2 separate regions of the Homo sapiens genome follow, and region 1 is linked to region 2. A link is an interaction called in ENCODE POLR2A ChIA-PET data of the cell type or tissue named here. Cell type or tissue: A673. All regions are shown on one strand.

Region 1 (8,000 bases), 410 kb after region 2:
GGAGAATCGCTTGAGGGGAGTGGGAGGTTGCAGTGAGCCGAGATCGCACCATTGCACTCCAGTCTCGGTGATAGGGTGAGACTCCATTTAAAAAAAAAAAAAAATGTAGTTATCAATTTTTTGTTTTTGACCAAAAGTATTTCAGGAACTTTGAAGAAAGGACCTGAAAATTATTACTCAGGCTGGTATTTAGTTTGCTGACTTTTAACTCTCAGAGCTGAACAGTCTAATCCTTGATCATTCCAGAGTGAGTTTAGGAATTTGTAGTCATTTCCTTTTTACTGGGTATTTGCATACATCACTAACCAGCTGGGATTAGAATGAGCAGTCTCTCGATGCTGAAATGGAATGATGAGAACTCAGGGCCAGCCTGAAATGTTCATCCTCATCGATTAATCCTTAATGAACACTCATGCATAGATGACATCAAAGAAGGTCCTTTGCAATGTACAGGGAAGACAAACCAGCTTCCATAGTGTACATTCTTAAAGGAAGGTTCCAATAGACCGATACACATAGTTAACATTTTGTATTTTTATCCATGTTTTGCCCCAAGATTAAACATTAGGAGTAACGTGGACATTTGCTCAGTGTCGAGGGAAGGGTCAGTGCATATAACTAGGAAGAAGGCTATCTGGCAGGGTTGGGAACGTGACCTCTTGCCCTCCAAAGCCTGGGATGCTGAAGTGAATGCCTCCAATCTTGCGGTGTATGGACACAGAGCGAACGCTGCCCTCTGAATACAGACCAGAGGTTAGAGGTTAATGAATGGGTGCTCTCTCCACACTCAGGATCCCGTTCAATAGCGGTTTTATAAATAAGGGCTTAAATGGGGTCAGAAAAGGACCTGCATATTGCTTCCAAACTCTCTACATCTTTTTGAAGCAATAGTGTTCACAGATGACATCCTTCCACCTGGGAAGACAGAGATGAAGCTCTTGTGCTTGGAGAACTGGACGGCTACTCCTGGCTCAGTGTGTCTAAAAACAGGACCAAATGGAAAACATAGTGGGGGGGGAGGTCCTTGCTGCCCCCTATTCTTCTCTAGTAATCCCTTAAAAAATAATTGCGGACCCAAACCTCTGGCCTCCAGCACATTTTCCACTTGATTAGAGGCCTTTGTGAGGTGGGGAAAGGGACCTGCAGACTTGTGTATTGTGCTGGGGCCTGAAATGTCCAGCTGGGATTTTTTCCCATCAAAAGGGGATTTTAGTAAAACCATTATCAGGGGCTTAGAGGAGAAAAGCTGTTGAGCTGCAAGTGAGGGGGCAGATTAGCATTAGCGGGCTTGCTTCTGGCCCCAGTGGAGGAGCGGGAAGGTGTTTGCAGCCACTTGCACACAAGTTCCTTAGTTTCTCTGCAAGTTCCTGGCAGGTGCAGAGGTAGGAATGAATACAGGAGTGGGAACTAACAGGCTTGAACAATGGCACAGGGAGGCTTTATCTCTGAAGTATCAAGCGGAAGGCAGCCCAAATCAGGAAGGACTGCAAGGTGTTGTTGATACCTGCTTCAGTGTGTAGACGGCCGTGGGACTGGCCTCATTGCTGTTATGTGTGGCCACGTCGCCTGGAATCCCCCACCCACAACACTCGACCCCTCTCGACAGTCTTCATAGACGGCGACAGGAAATTCAGAAACTGGGAAATGGCCATGCTGGAGTCCTTTAATGGGCGAATGGACACCTTTAGGGTGGGGGGTGGGTGTGCTGGTAGCAGCTAAAAGAGTACAGAGGAAGGTTAGGAAAGCAGCAGCAGTGGCTGTCAGCCTGCAAATCAGTGTCCGGGCTGTGTGGATTTGCAGACTGAGCCACGGGAACCTCCTGGGGAGAGGGTTTGGGGAAGGTCCCCTACAAGAGAAACGTGCATCATCTTGGGATTACTGGAGCCCTCAGCTATACCTTCCTCTGCAAAACGGAGCACAGAAACTGGAGTCACGTGGTTTGGATGGAGAATGTTGAAGCCAATAGAGTAATTGCTGCCTGAAGGGCCCATGTGAGGAATGTCGGAGCCGGCCTGTCCCGGAAATGCTTTTTCCTATGTGTCCTCTGTACACTGTTGCTCTAGCTTCCCGGCAGAAATGGGGTGTGGATGAAAACAACGTTGGTCCTGACGGCTGTGAGCACAGAACTAGAGTGACAGCCACATGCCTCCCGTAGGACATTTTCAGGCTTGCAGTGCTGCCACCTCAGAGGTCTCAGTCACACCAACATCCTCACGCCAGCCCAGTGGCCACATTCGCAAGAGATTTGTCTAGAGTCAAATTCAAAGGTTGTTTCTGTGGTTACAGAAAGAGGGCCTACCTTCTTGAAAATGAAGCCCAGGGCCGGGCCTGGTGACTCACGTGTGTAATCCCAGCACTTTGGGAGGCTGAGGCGGGTAGATCACCTGAGGTCAGGAGTTCAAGACCTGCCTGGCCAACATGGCAAAACCCTGTCTCTACTAAAAAATACAAAAATTAGCCAGGCATGGTGGCACGTGCCTGTAGTCCCAACTACTCAGGAGGCTGAGGCAGGAGCATTGCTTGAACCCGGGGAGCAGAAGTTGCAGTGAGCTGAGATTGCACCACTGCATTCCAGCCTGAGCAACAGAGTGACTCTGTCGAAAGAAAAGGAAGGAAGGAAGGAAGGAAGGAAGGAAAGGAAAGAAGGAAAAGAAAGAAAAGAAAGGAAGAAAAGGAAGAAAGAAAGAGAAAGAAGAAAGAAAAAGAGAAAGAAAGAAAGAAAAAGAAAAGAAAAGAAAGAGAAAGAAAACGGAGTCCAGGAAAGCTGTTCTTGGAGGCTATGAATCAAGGAGCAGCCCTCCCAGTTCTTCCGAGGAGCAGCTTTAGGAACTGCTGGTCCTCAGCGTTCACACATTCCCCTCACTCAGTTCTCATTCTGGCTCCTCAGCCAGCCCCGTTTTCTTCTTCTTGGCTTTGTGCAGGGTGATACGTGTTTGCTTTTCTTTCCTTTACAACCTGTATTCTCTGTTTGGGGTGCCTTCCCTGAATCTGTATTCTTTCAGTGTAGTCACTAAGAATGGCATATTTCAGCTATTACTTTCCAAAAGTTGCGCAGGGAGATGTTCTGCTTTCATAAGACCTTCACGGATGGTGCCAGGAATGAATGTAATTTGCCTTATGCACAGGCCCCAAGTCCCTGAAACTTTTCCTTTTTTATTTATTCTCTAACCAAAAATGACGTCTATATTACAGAGCTTATAAGCTGTGGCTCCTCTAGCCAATACAGCTTGGTAGAAGCATCTGCAGGGGATAACTGCCTCCACCTTTTTTCCCACTTCTACACCTGCCCTTCCCACTCACAGTTTGATTCCCCGAGGCCAGGCTGTTGAGTACCAGGAGGGCAAGACCCGAAGGCCTCTCCTGCCCTCAGCCTGTCTCTTCTTGTGCCATTCTACGGAATCTGGCTACATTGGCTCAGAAGTTATTTTTGTAAGTTCTGCTACCTTGTCCTAATGTCAGTTTTCTGTAGGAGGAATTTAGGTCACACAAGCAACTTTACTTCTTCGTCAGGGCTGTTATTATTTTCATCTTCATAGACTCTCTTATATTTTATGAAGATGTCTTCATCTGGGCAATAAAGATACTCCTTTTAATAAAAATTAAAAAAAATTAAAAAAAAGATACTCCTAAAATTTTAAAATGTTTTTTCCTGAAAGGCTCTCTAGAATTTGTCCTCACAGATACACTTCTGATTTTTCTTTTGTAATAAAAAAAACTAGCTCTTTTTCTTGCTGTTTAAATTGATACCTCCATGTATGACTAAAATTTTTCCCATTTTCTTCCTCCCAAACTCCCCAGATATGGCAATCTAAGAAGGATTTGTATGAAGTGCCCTTTAAGAAGAATTAGAAGTTTAAAGAGAAAAAAAAAAAAGCATTAGAAGTTAATGTTTGATTCTCTTAGCTCCAAAAGCAGAGAGCTGCAAAATAACACCTGGCTCTGGGGAGTAACCTCACTGATATTTTAAAATTCAATTTCATCTTTTCCAGGAAGTGAAATTCCTCATTTGTCAACTCTTACGCCTGGAGGAAATACTTTGCGGGTGCGGGTGAAAGAGAAAGGACCAGAGGGGATTTGTTAGATGGGAGGAGGTTGTGGTTCCCCTTGGGAAATAGCTTCCAACTCACAGACAATGCTGCCACCTACTGACAAGACCAAGACATGGGACGTGCAGACTTCGTGGATTTCTCCACTTTCTGTCTTCCACAGTGGAGGACATTTAGTTTTGCATTAACCATACTTTATTGTACTACCTTATATTGGACCCTAAAATCATGTTCATAAACTTGGGGTAAAGAAAAACACAAGGTCGGACTCCTAGTTTTAATAACTCCAGGACAGGTGTGGATATGATTCACAGCTGCTTCACAATGGGGAAGGTAAATTGTGTGTAAGAGGGTTTTTTGTTGTTTTTTTAAAGGGCTGGGGAGGCTGAAGCAACAGTCCAGAAGGAGACAATAACAGTTTTCCAGCCCTACCTTTCAATAATGTGTAGTGCTTGACTTTTACCTCTTAACCCACATATGCACATTTTTATTTCTAAAGAAAGCAGTTGTAGGCTCCTGCAATCTCAGCACTTTGGGAGGCCGAGATGGGAGGATCACTTGAGCCCAGGAGTTGGAGACCAGCCTAGGCAGCATAGCGAGACCCTGTCTCTACAAAAAAAAAATAATAATAGTAATAATGGGCATGGTGGCACATGCCTGTGGTCCCAGCTACTCGGGAGGCTGAGGTGGGAGGATTGCTTGAGCTCAGGAAGTCGAGGCTGCAGTGAGATATGATCACACCGCTGCACTTCAGCCTGGGTGACAGAGCGAGACCCCAACTCTAAAAATCAATAAAGCAGGGATGAAGCTGTTTGCTGCTAAATCCTGTGTCCTACGTTAATGAGTTTCTGCAGTTCCCCTTGTGATTCCATTGAAAATTAGACCCTTCTGTGTAGGGAAGAGAGAGGCCAGCTGCCTTCCTGGGGGTCATGCTGTTCTGATTGTTGACATCTGACCCTGAGCACAATGGCAGGGCATCTGTCTCAAGTGCACAGACATCAGCTAGGGCTGGAAGAGCCAATCCTCCATCTACTCCAGGCTCTGGAAACTTGAAGACCTTTTCTGCTTCGTACAACCGTCAGCTGTCAGCTGGATGAAGTTCAGGGGGCCACAGAACTTAACCATCCTGCTTTTACAGATTCCTGAAAACTGGCTAAATTCTGTGCATCTGAAGTAAATTAGGAAAGGTAGAAATTGTCACTTTCATCTTGTCATTTTCGTGTTGTTTGCTTAAGACACACGTACTGGCCATCTTGTCGTTGTTGTTGTTCACAGCAGTGGAGTTTTGGGCAATGAAGTTAAGGTTTAAATTACTGAAAGCAGAAATGCTTGTCTTCCATCTGAGAACATGAAGCATTTATTTGAGGGGCGTTTGCGGGCTTAACTGTTACAATTTCTCCCTTACTTTACTCATGTGTCCAATTTTAGCCTCAGTGATTGTTCTAGAGATTCTCAGAAATAGCAGGACTAATTTTTTTGGCTCCTCCCTGTTTAGTGACTACGTCTCAGAAAGCCTTGCCTTGGGCTAGAAAAAGGTAGCAGATGTGTGGCCGGGCGCGGTGGCTCACGCCTGTCATCCCAGCACTTTGGGAGGCCGAGGCAGGCGGATCACAAGGTCAGGAGATCGAGACCATCCTGACTAACATGGTGAAACCCCGTCTCTACTAAAAATACAAAAAATTAGCCGGGCGTGGTGGCAGGTGCCTGTGGTCCCCGCTACTCGGGAGGCTGAGCCAGGAGAATGGCGTGAACCCGGGAGGCAGAGCTTGCAGTGAGCCAAGATTGTGCCACTGTACTCCAGCCTGGGCGACAGAGCGAGACTCCGTCTCAAAAAAAAAAAAAAAATGTAGCAGACGTGTATGTAAATAATGCTAGTTTGAGGCCAAGATTTCCTAAGGAGAAATATTATGAACCTTGGTAGGAAATATTTCCTCATATCCTTTTTAGATGAGAAAAACAATGTTTTCCAAGCCATAGTAATTCCACATTAATATTTATGAAAAATTAATGTGGTCTCAACTGTTTTCCCACAGTCCAGTTCCAGTGTCTCAGATCCATGATGTAAGGAGTAATTGTTGACACCCCACTGTGTGGTAGGTCTGATCCTTCTGGAGTGTGGATTACGTAAATGGGGGAGTAATAAATATAAGAAGGTGCCTAGTATTAACAAATTAGACCCTTTTACTCTTTCTGGACAAGTGGGATTTGTAACTAAAACATCTGTGAAGTCAAGCCTTTTTGCCCTTGAATGAAGAGAAAATAGCTAGAGTTTTTGCAACTTGATTCTACTTTATAAAAGGATTGTGTGGCAGGTATTTATAGCATGTGAAATATGTGTGAGTTCCTAGCTTTGAAGCTCTCATGAGCATGTACTTCCAGCATTAGTATTCTGCATTACTATGTGCAACAAAGCAGTGTTTTGGAAACTGGCTCAAATCCTCTGAGAGCAACAGGCAACAGATTTGACAGTTAGCTACTTCAGTACCTTATAGACCATTTAACAACATGTACTAGTTTTTTGGTTTCCTGAATAACCCTATATAATGCTTGCAAACATGTCTAAGTTTGCATAAGGTAGTGCATATTAAATAGTAATAACTTTTAGCATTTGGGGTTTTTTTTTTTTTTTTACTCCTAATGAAAATAATATGCTTTGGTGTGGCACCTTTTAAGAAACTTTTTTTTAAGGCTGAGGTAGAAAGATCCCTTGAGCCCAGAAGTCCGAGATTGTAGTGAGCTCTGATCATGCCACTGCACTCCAGCCTGGGCAACAGAGCGAGACTCTGTCTCAAAAAAAAGACAAAAAATAATAATTTTTTTAAGAGATGGGGTTTTGCTGTGTCGCCCAGGCTGGTCTTGAACTCGTGTGTTCAAGTGATCCTCCCACCTCAGCCGAGTGAGTAGCTGGGACTACAGATGTGTGCCGTGCCTGGCTTGGTGCCACACATCTCTGAAGAGAGACAGGGTGGTGCTTTGCAGTGCCCCTGTGAGCCGCCTCCATGCTGGTCACCTTCTGCATTGGTCATTAAGTCTAGAGCAGCCCAGGTTCTGACACTAGGTTCTCCTCTAATTACCTAGGCAAAATCTTTTCCACTTTGTTAAGCATCTTTTCCCATTTATAAAATTAAATGTACCACATCTGCCAGATTTGGGAAAACAAAAATGTTGAGACAGAGAAACCGAACATTGTGTTATGACTGAGTTCTTCCACAGATCACACTCACATTCCTGACCTGGTCTCACTTGGGTTTCTCTGCTGCGCCACGGCTGCAGACCCAGTTCTCTTCTTTGTAATTGAGACTCATTTGTTTCCACTATCACAAATGCAAGTATCCTTGTAAGTTTTTTATAAGGATATAAAGCATTTGTTCCTTAAACAACTAAAGTGGCCGGGCGCGGTGGCTCATGCCTGTAATCCCAGCACTTTGGGAGGCCGAGGCGGGCGGATCACTTGAGGTCGGGAGTTTGAGACCAGCCTGACCAACATGGAGAAACCCCGTCTCTACCAAAGATACAAAATTAGCCGGGCGTGGTGGCACACGCCTGTAATCCCAGCTACTCAGGAGACTGGGGCAGGAGAATCACTTGAACCTGGGAGGCGGAGGTTGCAGGGAGCCAAGATCGTGCCATTGCACTGCAGCCTGGACAACAAGAGTGAAACTCCGTCTCCGTCTCAAAAAAAAAAAAAAAAAAAAATTGAAGTAGAAGAGTAATGAAATAATAGAAACTTAAGTCTTCTTTTTAAAGAAAATATGTGCACTTTTCTGGGTTAATAAATAGCAGGCAGAGGAATTCCACTTCGATTGTTTTATTGGGAGTGGGGGTTTAACATACCCCACTCTGGTGCTGCTCAGTTAAGATCTCAAGCTTACTTTCTTTTGCACCTCAACTGGAGGGCTTGGCTTTACATACGACCAAATATTCTGGGTTGGTAAAGGCAACTCCAGCAGGCAA
Region 2 (8,000 bases):
AAAATCATGTAATTTTACAGAGAAAAATTTGCAAAATTCTATAAGATCTTTGGGCTTCTTTTTTCTTTTCTTTTTTTTTTTTTTTCCGAGATGGAGTCTCGCTCTGTTGCCCAGGCTGGAGTGCAGTGGCGTGATCTCAGCTCACTGCAACCTCCGCCTCCTGGGTTCCAGCAGTTCCCCTGCCTCAGCCTCCTTAGTACTCGGGACTACAGGCGCGCGCCACCACACCCTGCTAATTTTTTATTTTTACTGCAGACGGGGTTTCAGCATGTTGGCCAGGATGCTCTCGATCTCCTGACCTTGTGATCCACCCACCTTGGCCTCCCCAAGTGCTGGGATTGCAGGCGTGAGTCACCGCGCCCCGTCAGCCTTTGGGCTTCTTATATACAGTGCATATAGGTAAGAAACTGACATTTGGATTTGTTTCATTGCATCCCATTCAGGCTGAACTCTGCCTTATACACAGCAAATTTGGTATTTTTATTTTTTTTGAGACAGGGTCTCATTCTGTCACCCAGGCTGCCGTGTAGTGGTGCGATCGTGGCTCACTGCAGCCTCAACTTCCTGGGCTCAGGTGATCCTCCTACCTCAGTGCTGCAAGGAACTAAGACTACAGTTGTACAGCACCATGCCTGGCTGACTGTTAATAGTTTTTGTAGTAGAGATGGGTTTCGCCATGTTGCTTAGGCTAGTCTCAAACTCCTGGGATCAAGTGATCTACCCGCGTCAGCCTTATGAAGTGCTGGGATTACAGGTGTGAGCCACTGCACTGGCCAAATTTGGCACTTCTATAAAGCAGCTAAGCAAACAACTTTAAATGAAGTGACTGGTCTTTTTTTTTTTTTTTTTTTTTGGAGGAGGAGTCTTGCTTTTGTCGCCTAGGCTGGAGTGCAATGGCGCAATCTTAGCTCACTGCAACCATCGCCTCCCAGGTTCAAGCAATTCTCCTGCCTCAGCCTCCCGAGTAGCTGGGATTACAGGTGCCCACCACCACACCCGGCTAATTTTTTTGTATTTTTAGTAGAGATGGGGTTTTGCCATGTTGGTCAGGCTGGTCTTGAACTCCTAACCTCAGATGATCTGCCCGCCTCGGCCTCCCAAAGTGCTGAGATTATAGGCGTGAGCCATCGTGCCGGCTGTGACGGGTCATTTTAAACAACATTCTGGATTCTTGAAAAGAATGCCACCGATTAATAATTTGTAACTTCTCTTATGCTTTTGACAGTCTGATGAAAGCTATGGGCTTTCTCCAGGTAAAAGTGTGCATAGTTCATTTGTGTGAACTGAGATATAATATACACCTTAAAGTTTATCCATGAACTTCTGATTAAAAACACCCACCTTTCACCATGACATGGTGAAGAAAAAAATAATCAGAAACACTCACCATCTATGGAACAACCAAGTTGGTGATATACACTGGTTTCTAGGTTTTACAAAATCATAAAATATGTGTATGGTTCAAATACAACAGAAATTCATGGCAACTACAATTTCATGTTAATTATAATTTAACTAGAAAGAGTGTAGCTGTTGGGTATGGTGGATGCTGCGATGATCGATGCAACCTAGGTCTCTCCTGATTGTTGAAGGACTTATTTCCCCAGATCGCTGGAAGTGTTATCAACAGAAAGCCCTCCACTTTCCCTAGAGATTGTCTTAGCTAAAGACACCACCTTGCCCGAGGGCAAGCCCCCTCCCATGGACATCCAGTGATTGATCCTTATGAGGTGCCATGGTTTGAATTCCTTCCCCCTACTTGGGACAACAGCTTCAGAGCTCCTCGTGGGGTTGTCAGAATCCTTTGGGACTTCGTGGCAGCTGAATCGCTCCCTCTGTACAATCCTCATTTTTCTCCTCCTATCTACTGACTCCGATCCCAAAGAGCACCGTCTAATAAACTTCTTGCATAATAATGTCTGTCTCAGGGTCTGCTTTCCGGGAAACCCAGTCTTGGGTAGAATACAGGGTAGGATATGAGTGCAAGTCAGCATCTTTCAACCCATAAAAGTAGACCTGGCGAAAATAAAAATTCAATGAGATGAACTTGAATTTAAATTAAAAATAAGTGAAACATCTCATCATATTTCCTTCACACCTTATATTCAAGTAGTTTTTCAGAGTCTTGGTTTCTTTGAATTTATTTGTGTCTCTCAGTCTTTCTTTGAAGAAAGACTCCCCAAATCTCTGAAAGCTTGGTTTGTTTGGTTACACATTATGAACTTGTGAAAGGTGTGGGTTAAATAATACAGTTGCTTACATGCCCCAAAGAAACCCCTAGAGGTTTTCTATGTTGGCAGGTGAATATGATAAGAGAATCTCCTTTTGCTAAGATTTCTTGGACTGTATTTAGAAAATATTTGGTTTTGGCATTATCATTAAAATTGTAGATGTCCATTCTAAATATATGAAAAGTATGGAAAAGCTATAAAAAGAAAAAAATCTGTGTAAAAATAAACTTCTCCTCACTTGAAATTGGTATAATATTACACTTACTTTTTGGTGACCTGTCTTATTCATGTAATAGTGTATAATAAACAAGTTTTTGTATCCTTAATTCTCAAGAATATGAATTGTAATGGTATAATATTCTTTCCATCCAGTGGATAGACCATATTTAATTTGGCTAGCCTTTTATTGTTAAGTGTTTAATTATTCCCAATTTTTAAATTATTACAATACAATGGATTTTTTTAAAAAATTAAGCCTCTTGTGCCTGCTTTAGTTTTTAAAAAAATATTGGATCTCTCATCACTAAAATGTAGTGAACTGAGACTAGGCTACCTAGACAGCCACTGTAACTGAACAACTTCAAGGGAAGCCATTCACATCGATGATGTGAATTGAGGGCCTCAGTGAAATCTCATCATTGCTACTGCCACAGAAGGATTGCCGTTGTGGATTTATGTGCCCTCTTTGTCTTTTGAGCAATTTTAGCACAGGGAGGTCTGTCAATTTTTTATATATGCTGACTAGATAGAAAAAGAAGGGTTTGAGCTATTTTCCATAATTATCTACCAGGCAGATCTTGACTGGCAGTGACCTTTGGTCTTACCAGCTTTTGTGTCATTGTATCCAGTTGTTCTAATGCGAGAGGCCCCTAGTTCCATGATCTGTACCATGAGCAAATCTGTCAAGGAACTTTCTTTCCTACCAGCAATTAATAAAATCTACCTGGAGCAGTGGACTCTGAAAATATATTTTCTTAAGGGCTATACCATTCCTGTATAATTAAATTTGAACAGTTTTAAAGATAAAATATAGTAGTATTCTGGTGAAGTTTATTACTTTTTAAATGTTCTCATCTTCCTTAGAAGAATATTGTTATATTTTATAATTGAAAGAGATGTTACTAGTCTTTTGTTTTACAGTTAAAGTGATGAGAAAGATTAAGCAATTTGCTCAATGCCACGTAACTAGTCATTCATTGCAATAATTCACTCCATGATCTGTACTATGAGAGAACAACACAACTGACAGGGAAACCCAACCAAGGAAGTGTTACTTGCTACCCGACATCTTTGCTGGGCTTATTGAGGACCATAAGCAGTAATTGAGAATACTGATATGAAAACTTTTAAAAACCCAAATTGAATTTAAAACATTGCTTAGAGTTTCTTATGGTTTTGTCAGTCTTGCAGCTTCTCATCGCTGGAAACAAGTGGAGAAGCAAAATTTAGATGTCAGCAATAGTCTGGGCAAAACATTCTTTTTTTTTTTTTTTTTTTTTTTGGTAAATTATAGTTTTGCCTTGTTTGTACATTTTGTCCGAGTGTCTGATGGTGGACAAACTGTTGACCAGAAATCAGGGGACTTAGAACCTGAAAAGGAAAAATTCACTATTAATTACTATAGATCCCTCTTTGCCAACTGATTATGACCAGTTCATCCAGACTGTATTTCTGCCATCAATACTGAAAGGTATTATTAACCAAGAAAGTAAAGGTCAGAGCCTTTTTGAATAACTGATTTCATACAATAAATTTGATGCTGATGGCTATTTAAAAGAGCTGTGGAGGCACCCTCAAAAATGTTCCTTTCCCTTAAATGATATTTAAAGTGAGCCAGGGGACTGCAAGAAGTGTTTTGAGCTGTCTTGTCCTCAGAACTGTGTCCTAGAGGAAGTCTCTTCTGCGTTTGCCCAGTGATTTGGGCCTCAAAGGCAGAGTAATCAGTTCCACTTGACTGGAAATAAATCACCCAGACTGAAACATGATAGCTCCTGACAACTGGGCAGGGCTGATAAAAGCCAAAACAAAAGATGTCAATAAATCTGTGCCAATGTGGAATTAGTATGCAGATTTGATGAATTCACTCTGTAGCTTTGCAGTCAGCATTAGACTTCCTCTGATTTTATCAGTTTTTCTTTCTTGTTGAAATAAAAATTGTATGAGGACAAGAAAGCCTCTATATAAAATAACCATTTTATTTCTGTTTCTTTCCACCCTAGTAAACAGAACTGTACCATGATTACAGAGGTCATTTTAAGGAATAACGTCGTCTTTCTCCAAACAGTTAATTTAAAAATGTTTCTTCCTTGGGCTGGGTACAGTGACTCACATCTGTAATCCCAATGCTTTGAGAGGCCAAGGTGGGAGGATCACTTGAGGCCAGGAGTTTGAGACCAGCCTGGGCAATGTTGCAGTACTTCATCTCTACAAAAATTAAAAATCGGCTGGGTGTGGTGGCATGCATTTGTAGTCTCAGCTACTCCGGAGGCTGAGGCTGGAGGATTACTCGTGCTCAGGAGTTCAAGGATGCAGTGAGCAGTGATTACACTGTCACACTTCAGCCTTGGTGACAGAGCAAGACCCTGTCTCAAAAACAGAACAAACAAATATGTATTTCTTGAGTTTACTACTCAATAATGATAATTATATATGATAGTAAACTGTATATATAAACCTGTTGGGTATCACCCCCCTTCTATTATCATTGACGGCACAGATGTGTAGAATAAATGCCAGTTCCTTTGATCACTACAAAATTTTGCTTGTACAGAAATTGAATATATGCTAATAGGTAGTGATTTCTTTCTATGTCAGGGAGAGTTTATACAAAAAAAAAACCCATGGGATTATAAAATGTATCCTTTTCTGTAACAATTATTTTATTAATTTTCAATTTTAAAACTAATTTATGTAACAGAAGAAAAACCTTTTAAATGTTTTATTGTCAGGTCCTCCTTGGTCCGTCTGTCTGTAAATAAACTAGCTTCCTTTAACCTTGAAAGTTAGGCTAAACAGATTATTTGAATAACGTCGTGGTCCTGAAATCCTTAACGTCAAGCATCTTTGGCTCTGCCCAGCAGCTTTAGTGTATGGTGATTAGATGTATGTTTCATCCATGAAGGATGTACTTTTCCATTTGCAGTGGTTTGGTACCTCATTCTTTGGGGGTTCGTTTTATTCTTTGCTTCAGTAGGGGGTACATTTTAAGTACATGATCGTAGCAATGGTATACTATATTAATAAACACTATAATCATAAGAAATCATTTATGGAAAGATGCTTTATGTGATTACTTTTTCAGTTTTTCACCATAGAACATATTATTTATAGGGTGGTAATTAAGAGTAGATTCTGGAGCTACACTACCTAGTGATTTTCCCATAGGCCTGTAGTGATGCTTAAATCATTGTTCCATATAAAGTCCTTGCATCAGTACCTGGCATGTTTTTAAGTGTTGGCTGCTTCTGTAATCTACCTCCCCACCACCACTGTTAGAATCGTCGTTCTTGTTATTTTATTTTAGGGGTTCTGTGGTTTATAGTCCTAAACAATGGAGAGTTTTTAAAAACTGGATATTCCGAGCATATTTAAAAGGGTATTTTTCTGCTAAACGTGATTCTGAACAATCATTTTTATCTTTATGTTCTAGTATGTGCATAATGGATCCAGTTTTTCTCTTGGCTGTTCAAAGCTTCTTATAAATCTTATATTTCAGATCCTATGGGTACTTGAATTAGTATAGAATAGACTCTCTGCTGAATATTTTATAAAAATGGCATAATACATACTGAAATAATATGATATGGGACTATCAGAGTAAACAGCATTTATAACCTCAACATTAGCTTGGTGAAAAAGAAGAGAATAATGACAAGAATAATGTGGTAACATTCATTCTTCAGCTGGTCAGTGACACATATAAACTGAGGTCCTTGATCACAACGAAAGTGAGGATATGTCATGGGAGCCTTCAGTGGGGCTCAGCTGTTACCCATCATGATGCTGAATTCAGTGAGTGAGGGCTCAGCTGTTATCCATCGTGATGCTGCAGTCAGTGGGGCTCAGCTGTTACCCATCATGATGCTGGATTCAGTGGGACTCACCTGTTATCCATTGTGATGCTGCATTCAGTGGGGCTCAGCTGTTACCCATCATGATGCTGGATTCAGTGGGGGCTCAGCTGTTATCCATTGTGATGCTGCATTCAGTGGGGCTCAGCTGTTAGCCATCATGATGCTGGATAAACGGAAAGAGAAGTATTTTTATGGGCACACATTTCACCCGACACACCCACCTCCCACCCCCTGCGTGTTTCGGGTTTGTTCAGTGCTTACACAGCTGGTTTGCACCTATCTGTGTCTATTTCAGGTCTTCCTCACTGATGGCAGCTTGCCCAGAGGAGGTAATCTTAGTGTCCACTGTTCTTTTTTTATTTTGTGAGATCCTTTCACTATGAAATGTTTGTTTCTCCTCTTTTAGAAGTAAATAAGAGTCTGAGAATAGCCATCCCTTTTCACTCCGACTCAACAGTCAGTCTCTCTAGAGTGGGTAATTGAAAAAGAAAGTAACTTGCCAAGAACTTGCTGACGGCATTTTACCTGTTTCAGCAGCTTCTGCACCTGAGTATATCAGCAGAAGTGTTTACTAGCAAAGAATAATGGATTCCTTTAATAGTTTAACTACATATCAGGTATAAAAGTGAAATTGTTAACATTTTAATTCCTGAATTTCTCCCTAGATGCAGATGATGGAGTAGAAAGAAGGGTATTATCCTTATTATGCATGTAAGGGGTGTTTGTATATTAGGTAGGCTCATAAAACAAATCTGTCTTCTTGTATGTAAAACTTGGTTGGTTCTGTGAAATTTCATTTTAAATAATGTTTCTTGTATTGCCCTTTCTTGACAGGAAAGTCTAATCAACAGCATGACCATAGCTTTTCTTTGTATAAGACCTATATGTTAGCAACTGGAATGACCTGCACAGCTGGTTAAACATGTAAACACCAAGGCATTGTGTTCTGTATATACAGGTATACCTCGGAGATATTGCAGATTCAGTTCCAGACCACCACAGTAAAACGAGTCACACAAATTTTTTGGCTTCCCAGAGCATATAAAAAGTTATGTTTATACTATATTGTAGTTTATTAAGTATGCAATAGCATTATATCTAAAAATGTACATAATTTAATTTAAAAATACTTTATTGCAAAATATGCTAATGATTTTCTGAGCCTTCAGCAACTCGTAATATTCTTGCTAGTGGAGTGTCTTGCCTCTGTGTTGGTGGCTGCTGACTGATCAGGGTGGTAGTTGCTGAAGGTTGGGGTGGCTGTGGCAGTTTCTTAAAGTAAGACATCAGTGAAGTTTGCTGCATCAATTGACTCGTCGTTTCAAAAAAGATTTCTCTGAATCCTGCAGTGCTATTTGATAGCATTTTACCCACAGTAGAATTTCTTTCAAAATTAGAGTCAATCCTCTCAACCCGTGGCACTGCTTCATCAACTAAGTTTATTAATATTCTACATATTTTGTTGTCATTTCAGCAATGTTCACATCATCTTCACCAAGAGTAGATTCTGTCTCAAAAAAAAAAAGCAACAACAAAAAACACTCTTATTACTCATTCAGAAGAAGCAGCTCCACATCTGTTCAATTTTTTTTTTTTTTTGAGACGGAGTTTTGCTATTGTTGCCCGGGCTGGAGTGCAATGGCGTGATCTTGGTTCACTGCAACCTCTGCCTCCTGGGTTCAAGTGATTCTTCTGC

Evidence for each region. ChIA-PET counts read pairs that join two places held together with the same protein. Peaks named below come from ENCODE experiments on the same cell type or tissue, not always from the same donor. Only the 100,000 strongest peaks of a DNase experiment are listed, where the experiment ranks them.
Region 1: POLR2A ChIA-PET joins it to region 2 with 11 read pairs; 6 of 35 experiments call an interaction of 5 or more read pairs at or near these places.

Annotation. Positions count from the first base shown.
Region 1 is chr12:1,579,523-1,587,522 of GRCh38, forward strand. The region is part of intron 1 of FBXL14 (F-box and leucine rich repeat protein 14); the gene reads right to left. Among named protein-coding and RNA genes, the nearest start is that of FBXL14, 11 kb to the right of the region's middle. RefSeq lists an enhancer at 2,147-2,196. In A673, a CTCF peak has its summit at 4,163 (motif pointing left); a DNase peak (open chromatin) is centred at 4,109; H3K4me3 peaks cover 306 bases.
Region 2 is chr12:1,167,648-1,175,647 of GRCh38, forward strand. All of the region lies in intron 8 of ERC1 (ELKS/RAB6-interacting/CAST family member 1), which reads left to right. Among named protein-coding and RNA genes, the nearest start is that of ERC1, 180 kb to the left of the region's middle. In A673, no CTCF peak of the experiment used is centred here; a DNase peak (open chromatin) is centred at 4,214; H3K27ac peaks cover 489 bases.